Linked DNA regions of Homo sapiens: region 2 is linked to region 1. A link is a contact called in ENCODE Hi-C data. All regions are on one chromosome and are shown on one strand. The core of a region is the stretch at or near the end of the contact, and the rest is flanking DNA. Distances in the headings are between cores, read along the strand shown. Region 1 has its middle 24 kb from the start of RCAN1. Region 2 overlaps RUNX1 (RUNX family transcription factor 1).

Region 1 (5,125 bases), core at 365-2,864:
CACTTTCTGACCTTCTCCCTTTTTAAAAAAATTCTAGACTCCATGCTGTTCCCTTGATCTTTCTTCAGCTGTTCTAAATATTGCCTAAGCCACAGGTTTCTCCTAAGTTCAGTAGGTCCACTGAGACTTCCTAAGACCAAGCTTACATTAATCTGGAGAAGGTGGTGCAGGATTCAGGAGGACGAGAGAGACCTCAGGTTGAAACAGGAGAGTTTTTACTGAGTGTACTCGGGCCCAGCTGACTCAACGTCCAAAAGACTGGGCCCAGAACAAAGACAGCACCTGACTTTTATACACACTTTACAAAAGGGGGTGGGCTAGCTTGAAGTAAGCTTACAGTGGCATGAAAGCAGGGATACTGAGGCAGGACAAAGACAGGATTGCACATGACCGTTGCCAAGCAACCCAGATGTCCGTTATCTAGTTTTGCCTGGGCATGGGCTTATCCTATAACCTTTACTATGGTGCCCAGGCAGCTGTAGTTTGGGCCTACTCAAGCTTCTTATGACCTTTGTTGTACTTCTTAGAGAAAACAGAATACTTGAAGTCACTAGTTACAGAGAAGAGGAACCTACAAACTCATTTCATAAAACAAAGGAAATTTTTTTTTCTATGTTGAGGGAGTGCTGGGAGAGTCTTCAGAGCACATTAGATAACATTATTAGGACCTTTCCTGGGTCTGGGCTGTGCCTGTTGCTGCCTCTGGGACAAGTCAGCCTAATACAGGAAAACTTTTTTTTAAATTTTATTTTTTTTTAATTTCCAGCCTCAAAGGGACCAACCCATCTTAGAGACTTCTACAGACAGCCCGTCCCCCTGTTAGGTGACGATTTTACCAGTGTAGACCTCCCAGGATGCATTATCACTGCCAGCATCTGAGGCACTTGTAGTAACCACTTTACGCGGACCTGAATCATGAATGCTTTCCATGGAAGTGACTCAGAGGAAAAACTATTTTCAAAGCAAGAATTGGCAGGGCAGTGGAACTGATTGGATGTGCAGTTCAAGCAAGAAGGAAGAATTAAAAGTGATGGAGAAGTTGAGTTCCTGAACACCAGAAGGTTTATGGACATGGAGCTGGGCTGGAGAGGCTGAAGCTGTCCTGAGGTGGGGGAAATTTAAAGGAGTGGGAAAGGTGTAGGGGACAACTGTCCTCTTTGCCATCCAGAATCTAGTCACCCTTCTAGTAAGCCAGAACCCTAAAGTTTCTCCAATGATCTCACAGAGTCAATGGACATGAACTTGAATAGAACAGGTTGTGTGAGCTGCTGCAACCATCTCGTCACCACGTGGAGCCTGAGAAAGGCATGCAGTGGGAGGGGGCAGGGACGAGATGGAGAGAGATCAGAGAGATTAAGAGACTCCTGAAGCAAGCTATATTGGTTCCACCCCAAACTTTTCTGTTACATGAGCCCAACATATTCCCTTTTTTGCTTAAGAAAAGAAAAATAAAATAGAATATTAAACAGTGCAACTGCTGTAGAAAAGTTTGGTGGTTCGTCAAAAAATTAAACATAGAATTATCCTATGACTCAGCAACTCTAATTCTGAGTATATATCCAAAAGAACTGAAAGTGAAACTCAAACCAGTATTTTCACACCAACGTCTGTGACAACATTATTCACGATAGCCAAAAGGTAAAAACAACCCCAGTGTCCATTAACAGTTAAATGGATAACAAAATGTAGTATGCACATGCGATGGAACATTGTTTAGCCATCAAGAGGAATGAAATTCTGATACATGCTGCAGCATGGATGAGCTTTGAAAATATTGTGCTAAGTGAAATAAGCCAGGCACAGAAAGACAAATGTCTTGTAACTGCACTTATATGAGGGACCTAGAATAGTCAAATTCATAGAGATAGAAAGTAGAATAGAAGTTACTAGGGGCAGGGGTTGGCGGGGTGGAGAGGCAGAGCTGTTGTTTAATGAGTACAGAGTTAACAATGGGGGAAAATATTTTAGGTACAGATAGTGATGATGGTTACACAACACTGGGAATGTATTTAATGCCACCGGATTGGATGCTTACAAATGGTTAAAATGATAAATATTATATATATTTTGCCACAATTTTTTTAAAAAACAGAAATTTATTATCTTGCAGTTCCAGAGACTAGAAGTCTGAAATCAACATGGGGGTGGTGAGGGTGAAAAAAAAAGATGATCAGAGAGTTTGGACATTTTTAGTGACAATCTACTCTGATAAACCAAGCACCTGAATTCCCATGGGAATAAGGATATGTATGGTCACCTTTACCAATTGACTGACTGTTTCCTCGGGGTCTCCGATGAGTTGGCTGTCTGGCGCAGGGTGCACAACAGTTCTTAAAGCCACACATCTGTCCAAAAGCTCAAAGAGGCAATAGTACATCTTACACTATTGCAGATCTTCCAGTAAGTACATATATATATCTCACTGTAGTGCTGGGAGTAACATGGTGGCCTCAACAACCCTGGCAAATTGCCCTGTAACAAAACAGCACTGTGGGAAGTCACCTTTACCAATCATTGGTGCATCATAACGAGAGTCTCCTCTTTCTTCTATTCAGGGTTATTTGAGTTCTTTTGCTAATTTAACTGTGGCATCTGGCCTGGGAACATCAAAAGACAACAAAACTCCTAATCATCAGGGGAAGAGTCAAGTCTCCCTGCCCCAGGAGTGATGACTTATTACAACAGCTCTGGGTTGGTGCTGATGGGTTTGCATGTTCCCCTTCAGAATCCATCCTCTGTGGACTTGAACCTACCAGGGGATCATGGTGAATTCTTCCAAGGTCTGGGGAGGGGTTGGTGCTCTAGGCCTCTGGTAATTTCCAAACGGTGTCTCTCTGAAGGAGGGCTGCCAGCCAGCAGGTTCCAACAGGGTCACACCATCCCCATCCACCAGCTCCTGGGATTTGCAAAAACACAAAAACAACTTTGCATTAACAGTCCATCTGAAACCCAGAGAAAGTGCGACCAGGCCTTTCACCAAGATGTGAAGCCTCTGCCTGGCCCAGAGGGATACATGTGTACTCCAGGCTATATTCTGAACCTTCATGCCTGTGACCGGGCCATGCCTCACATGTCGTTCCTACTAAACTGACTTGATCATGTCGAGCCCCTGTGGTAATCCATTCTCCCTTTTGGTTTTGAAACAGGGTCTCTCGTTGTTGCCCAGGCTGGAATGCAAAGGCACGACCACAGCTCACTCTAACCTCAAACTCCTGGGCTCAAGGGATCCTCCCATGTCAGCCTCCCAAGCAGCTGAGACCACAAGTGCGCACCACCACACCCAGCTAATTTTTTTGTTTTTTAAACCAGGTACTGTGAGTGCTCACCTGATTCTGGGCTCTAACAAAGGTGTTTTTTTATGTGTGTGGAGATAGTTGTTAAATTGGTGCCTTGCTGGGTGGATGATGGGTGGAGCCTTCTATTCTGCCATCTTGCTCCACCTCTCTCCTCCTTTTTATTTTTTTAAATAAAAAGGGGGTTTCACTATGTTGCCCAGGCTAGTCGCAAACTCCTGGGCTGAAGTGATCCTCTGGCCTCCCAAAGGGCTGGAATTACAGGCGTGAGTCACTGAACCCAGCCCATCTACTCTCTTAGTGTTCCCATCCCCACACTGTTCTGTCTTCCCTTTACCAGTTTATCCTGTTCTCAACTTTGGTCCAGATACAATGCCATTTTTGTGGACCAACCTTCCTCATCTTCACTGAGGTCATACCTGGGTTCAAACACCAGCTGAGACATCACAACCTCTATGACCTTGAGTAGCCATTCATTTTTTCAGGTATGCATCTGTATGATGGGCTTGATAGTTCCATCTGTTTCAGGCAAGGTTCCCTTGCAGTCACAGGAACCACTCTAACTATTTTAAGCAGAAATGGATTTCATATAGGAGTAGTGTGCTCACAAAACCTTCACATGGGTCAAAGAAGCAGGCTAGAGAAGAGGCCTGCAGGAAAGACTCATAAAACAATACTGCAGGACTAACCCACCAGGGAAGCCACCTCTTTTAACTCAAGCACAAAACTCTAGAATCAGGAAGTGGCACAGCCCCAGGACCTCTGAATCAACCTTTGCTTCCAGTGATGTAACACCTCAACTGTGATGGAGATCAGGGGCTACCATGACAATGTTTACCCCCATGGCCCCTCCACACCGACTAGATCTGCACCAACAAAAATATATATGACCCTTACTGCCACTCCCTTCGCACTTAATTCAGTTCCAAAGTCAGCTCTCTCATGGCTGCACCTAATCAGCAGCTTCCAAATCATATGTGGAGCCCTGTTTGCAAGGCAGGCTGGGAAATAGTTTCTGTCTCTTCAGCTCTGTAGAGAGGAAAAAGCAGAAGAAGGTTGCAGTGAATGGATGAGGTCTCACTCACCTCAGAGGGGTGTTGTGAAGAGTGCAGCAAGACTCTGACATCCTCATCAGTTTATTCATTCATTTACTCGGCAAATGTTTATTGCCAATTATTGCACCGGGAGTTCAATGATGAATGCCGCACAGTCCGTGCCCTCAGGGAGCTTACAGTCTATGCTATGGGCTGAGTTGTGTCCCCTTTCTCAAATTCATATGCTGAAGCCCTAACCTCCAATGTGACTATATTTAGAGCTATGGTTTTAGGAGGTAAAGCTAAACAGGGTTATGGGGTGAGATCCTAAATTGATAGGATTGGTGACCATATTAGAAGAGAAGCAGACACCAGGGCCCTCTTTCTCTGCACACACACACAATGGAACTGCACTGGAGGATACCTCAAGAAGGCAGCTGTCTGCAAGCCAGGAAGAGTCTTCACCAGGAATGGAGCCACGCTAGTCCCATGATCTCAGAATTCCAGTCTCCAGAGCTGTGGGAAAATACATTTCTGTTGTTGAAGCCACCAGTCGGTGGTACTTTGTTATGGCAGCCTAAGCAGATTAAGACAGTCCCGGAGGGTTCAAGCCAGAAAGCAGGCAAGTCCAGCACAGGCTGGTAAATGCTAGTGGAGGACAAGCACCAAGAGCTCTGAGAGCACAGAAGAGGGGCACCATTATAAGCCTTAAGGGGCCAAACGAGACATTTGGGAATCTAAGGGTAATGCCAAGGTTCAGAGCGAGGAGAGATCCTGGCATGATTCCAAACACAAGCA
Region 2 (5,055 bases), core at 2,556-5,055, 240 kb before region 1:
TGTCCCCTTTAAAGGGAGATTAATTTAATATAAGCTTTTTATAGTTCCAAGCCTCAGCTGGGTCTTGATCTTATTACAACGACGAATATTCACTTTTTAAAAAAGTATTGTTGCGGTTATTTTTAAGCTTTATACAGTTTCCACACTTAGATTGTGATTTCTAAAACAAAACGAAATTTGCAGTTGGCTGTGTCTATAGATTGGCCTCTTTTTCCACTCACTTTTCTAAAAGCAGTTTTTTTTGTTTGTTTTGTTTTTTAGTGGGGGTGGAAATGAGGAGAAGGAACGAAGGAACGTGGTGGCTTGCTTGACTCTTTTTTCCCTCCCTCCGTTTACTTAGATTTGGGTTTGGGAGACCATTTTACTTTTAAATCATTCTAACCCTTTGCCTAAATGGACTCAGCGATGACTCTTTAGGGCACCCGCATTGAGAGGGGACCCAACAGGGTTGGGCCATGGGGTCACTATCAGATAAAGAGCAGAGGCAAGACGGGCTGATAACCACCAAAGGCCATTAAAACCTGGCTGCCCCAATGCACTAGGGCTCTAAGAGATTTGTGGCTTCCTTTTGGGGGGGAAATCAGGGTCTCTTCTGAACTCCCTCCTCTGCCAGGGAACCCACACTCAAATATATTAAAAGACTAAATGATTAATAAATAATCTTCAGGAATTGGAGCAATTCAGAGTCTCAAGCCATTACATGAAAGTATTTATTTTCTTCTAAAAAATGAAAAATTATACATATTGCTTTTATGAGCTGTCAGAATTCTTTCTAGCAGAAACCATAATAACCATAGAGTTTCCTTTTTAAAATGACTTTTGGCAATTCACTTAAAAACAATTAATTTGTTTTATTGAGTGATAATCTATAGGCTACTAAAAATCCAAATACAGAGCTCTTGAAAAAAGTTCAAGCAGATCCCCTGAGAACATTTAGGGGAAAGGAAAGGATAGCAGAGAAATCAGACCATTTGATTATTGTCTGTCACCACCCCAATCCTCATAAAAAGAGGCTTCTTCCTGGAGGAGACCTGCTCACTGCATAACTAGAAGAGTAGACAAAATGTTCAGTGAGACAGTAAACGTGAAGGGATAAAATGTTAGGGATAAAAGCAAGCAAAACATCAAAACCTGCCTACATCCCGGGCTCATTTAGTGTGTGTCCCTGGCTTCACTCTATCTGCCCACCCAACCACCTCACAAGCAGCTTCAACAGAAATTATTACTTTAAAATTTGGATCTTAAATAAGCCGCAGGCAATCTCCCTAGGAAGTTAACCAGTAAATAATTATTATATTCCCTATGGTAAAGAGAAGCAAATGTGAAACAATGATAAGGCCTGATGATATTGATGAAAAGATCACTGAAGGCCTTCTTAGGAATCTCCTGAAGTTCTGTAGGTAAATCCTCTACGTCAATCTTCTGAACTAAAGAGAGATTTAAAATTATGAATTTTCTTTAAAATAGATTACAATAACCCTACTTGCTTATTTTGAGCCCCAACCTGTTCTCCCCCTACTCCTTCCCTCCCATGGAACACCTTTATTTTTTACAGTATGAGAGATACATGTTTTTTACTACTAAGAAAACCTTAAGTTTGCTGTGTGTTTTGCTGTACTTACAGAATTAGCCTAAAAAGCTGTTTTGATGACTTAGGATGTATTTGGTAATACCATGGTGTTATAGCTTGTTCAGGCCCTGGTACACCAGAGTCCAAAGACGTAAACGTGCCTTCAGCAGGGAAGTTCGGAGGTCTTGGATTCTGATGGTAATATTCTTTTCATAAAAAGGAAATAAGTAATATTTTTGTCGGCAAGATCACAGTCCCTAGCTATGCCTTAAATATCATCTCAGCTGAATTCTGTGTTCCACTCCACAGCCTTCTTTGCAACACTGGAAGGTTAACGGATTTGAAGTAAATGAATTGTAACTGTAATTTCAACCTAATTAGAATTGGTTTAAAATGCCAGTTTGGACCGTGAACAGGCTAGCCAAGAACAGTATTGGGAGGTCCATGTAATATAGAAGAGAGTTGATATTTGGCCCAACTTCCTGATACTTTAAAAACAGAGAAGTAAAACAAAATATGAGATATCTTTGGCCAGCAAGTCCCTTCTTGCCTGTTTGGTCTGTGTTAAAATGTAAATGTTTGTGTTTCCTTACCTATTGTTTATAGCTTTTCATTCCAGTTGTTTCTTTTTTCTGTTTGAAGTTAGATATTTTTACATTCTCTCCATATTGCCCATCAGTGACAAAACCTGTATCAAATTAGCACGCATGTTAGTTTTGAATTAAAAAGAAACTTTTTAAACCTGGCTTAAGTATGCTTGTTAACAATTGGACGATATACAGTATTAATGAATTGCCCTGGATTTACTAGTTCCCCTTTACCCACCCGCCTCCACCAAAAAAAAACCCTCAGAGATCAATACAAGGCCAAGTGAATGATATGTAGGTGCCCAAATATGGTTGATTCTGCTGCATTTAAAAAAAAAGAGGAGTGGGAGTTAAACTTCTAATTTTTTTCTTCTTAAGTTCCAACATCAACAGCCTTTTCTTATTTAGCCTCCATGATAATTTTATTCTATGTTTGTTTCGACTTGGCGAAGGTCTCCTGAATTTGCCAAATTACCAATGAGGATAGTATTGGAAAGATGAGAGAGGCACAGGCTTGGAGCACTGTGAGGGGAACAGCAGTAGGAGGCAGATAATTCAGAATACATTCCTGTAGTTATAAAAGAAGATTTATTTATTTTCACCTTTTTACAGATCCAGACCCAACAATGAGTTATTCAGTTTGAAACCCACGTAGTGGAGGCAGTCTCTGTATACCTGCTGAATGTTGAGTTACAATAGAGAAGCCTGGGTTACCACAGGGAGAGGAGGATGAGGAAGTAAAAATATGTGTTCAAAGAGGGCATTTCAACACTGTGAGCTAACTTTACAACGGGAAGTGAAAATCATGAAAAAAAGGGGAAAATTTGTTGTGAGAGACTAAAAAGAGCAAAATAAAGCAAGCCCATTTTTCGGGAATAGAAAAAAAAAAAAAACAGTAGCAATAACCAAATAACTGATCAGGGAGATTTATTTCCGTGATATCTTTTTAAAACAAAAAGGGAATTGTCGTATCACTGCTCTTAATTAAATGGCAACAAACACACTTATAATGGGAACTAAATAGCTAATTAGAGGGTGCTTGGGGAATAAATAGCAGAGTTTTAAAATCTCCTATATGGAAAACATGTCCAACAATTGGAATGAAAGGATTAAAAAGAGAGAAAAGGCCCAGACCTTGTTTGGCAGTGCAAGTTGGATAAAATAGAGGAAAATGCCTCCCTGCTTCTATGAGACTAGATTATCCTGGTGTAGTCTTGGGGTTGGAAGTATGTTCATCTCTCATAGTGAGTTAGTTCGTGTTCTGTGCCACAAGGACTGAAGCAGTTCTAATGAATAAAAACAATAGATAGTCATCTGGAGGCCACAGGGAAAGGGTGATGGCTAAGCAGATCATGAAAATGGGAATCTTGAGAAACATGACTTCGATATCATACAAGTGAGTCTATGGCAGCCTTTTTTACATATAGAAAAAGAGGCCTGAAAATATATACTACAAAAAATTATGTAGCAGTTATTAAGGTAAAAATTGGGAAGTAGGAGGCAGAGGAAGGAGTGATAACACTAGATTAAGGAATGCTTTACTGTTACCAATTCAAAAACAGCAACCAAAAATGATGATGTAATTGGAATGAGTAATATAAATGTCACTACTGACTTTACCGTAAAGAATGTCAGAAATGATCAGAATAAATACAGCTTGGGGCATTTCGATTTGAAGTTGTATGACTGCTTTGAAAAATAGAAACAAAGGAAATACAGCCAATAGTAAATGTCTAGACCAAGAAAATAGTTTCTAGAAGGCCTAAATGATAGCCAAGAAATTGATGCTATTGTACAAAGTATCTTTAGGTCATGCTTTTCAGAGTATTTTACTTTGGAATTCATTTTCTTAATTACCTGAGTATAAAAACATTTATCTACCAGTTTTCTCCAATAGCCCTGATAAGACTTCATACTTACTCAGTTACATTAAATAAATTCCTGGTCAAGATCAGCTGGGCTAGCAGAAAACCTCAGGCATCTGTGAGGACATGAGTTTACACACGCTGAGACTCACAGATACAAAAATGCAACCCAATTCCACCCCTGAATTGAGGGGAGTGCATAGAAGTGAATGTCCCGTCTTTCTGAGGTCTGTTGATTTTGTAATTAGTAAACGAAGGGTGCATTTCTGATTTTTTTTTCTTGTGTGCTAGAATTCATTGCTAGTAAAACTCAAGATAATAGCGATGAGTAGGAGGTATCAAAGATGAACTGTAGAGGGACAGTTTAAGTTACTTAAGAATCGTCAGCAAGATGAAATCTACTTTTAGCAGAAATTGGGTTTTTTTGTGTTTTTTTGTTTTGTTTTATTTTCTAAAAGTAAAGTCTGCACCTTGTTCAGCCTGTTAGTGGAGGTCTGAGCAAGTAAAAGATGGGTTGGATTATAAACTTACAAACACAGGATGTTCTGTTTCTCAAACGGGAGAAATTAAGAAGAGATGCTTGTATTCAGGAGACGGCATAGCTACTCAAAATCCTTGATATCTTGCTATGGTTAGTCTTGTTCCAACTGTGCTATGTGACCTACTATGGCTTTATGAGGTAAATTTAGTATATGTGTCACTATTTGAAAATTTACATATAGTTATACATAATGTATTAGGTTGGTGCAAATGTAACTGCAGTTTTTGGAGTTAAAAATTGCAAACACTGCAATTACTTTTGCACCAACCTAAAATATAATAAAAAAGTGTCTTCTCTTTATAACTTTTCTGTTGTTTTGCTTAAGTTATCATTGCTATTCCTCTGCAACCTAAAAAGAAATCATTGAATATACATTTAATTTTAGAATAATCACTACACAAATGCCCTAAAAGTGTATGTATAACATCCCTGATGTCTGCATTTGTCCTTTGACTGGTGTTTAGGTGGTGGCCCTAGGGGATGTTCCAGATG

Evidence for each region. A loop is a pair of places that touch in the nucleus more often than their neighbours do. Pooled maps may share reads with other maps.
Region 2: a loop to region 1 is called in a map with no recorded cell type, with 2.6 times the contacts of the local background. The contact joins two enhancer-like sites. A Hi-C loop is called at or near these places in 4 of 37 single-sample maps with no recorded cell type and 3 of 50 pooled maps.

What each region holds. Positions count from the first base shown.
Region 1 is chr21:34,636,845-34,641,969 of GRCh38, reverse strand. No RefSeq gene overlaps it. Among named protein-coding and RNA genes, the nearest start is that of RCAN1, 24 kb to the right of the region's middle. RefSeq lists enhancers at 1,372-1,481, 1,512-1,711. Within about 2 kb of position 1,614, at least 2 of the 41 ENCODE cell types and tissues checked have a DNase peak (open chromatin) inside an H3K27ac peak, as active enhancers do.
Region 2 is chr21:34,880,686-34,885,740 of GRCh38, reverse strand. RUNX1 (RUNX family transcription factor 1) reads left to right here. Exons shown (of 9, transcript NM_001754.5): 5 at 5,028-5,055. RUNX1-AS1 (RUNX1 antisense RNA 1) reads right to left here. Exons shown (of 2, transcript NR_186614.1): 2 at 689-2,258. Among named protein-coding and RNA genes, the nearest start is that of RUNX1-AS1, 47 kb to the right of the region's middle. RefSeq lists a silencer at 2,769-2,818. Within about 2 kb of position 3,805, at least 8 of the 41 ENCODE cell types and tissues checked have a DNase peak (open chromatin) inside an H3K27ac peak, as active enhancers do.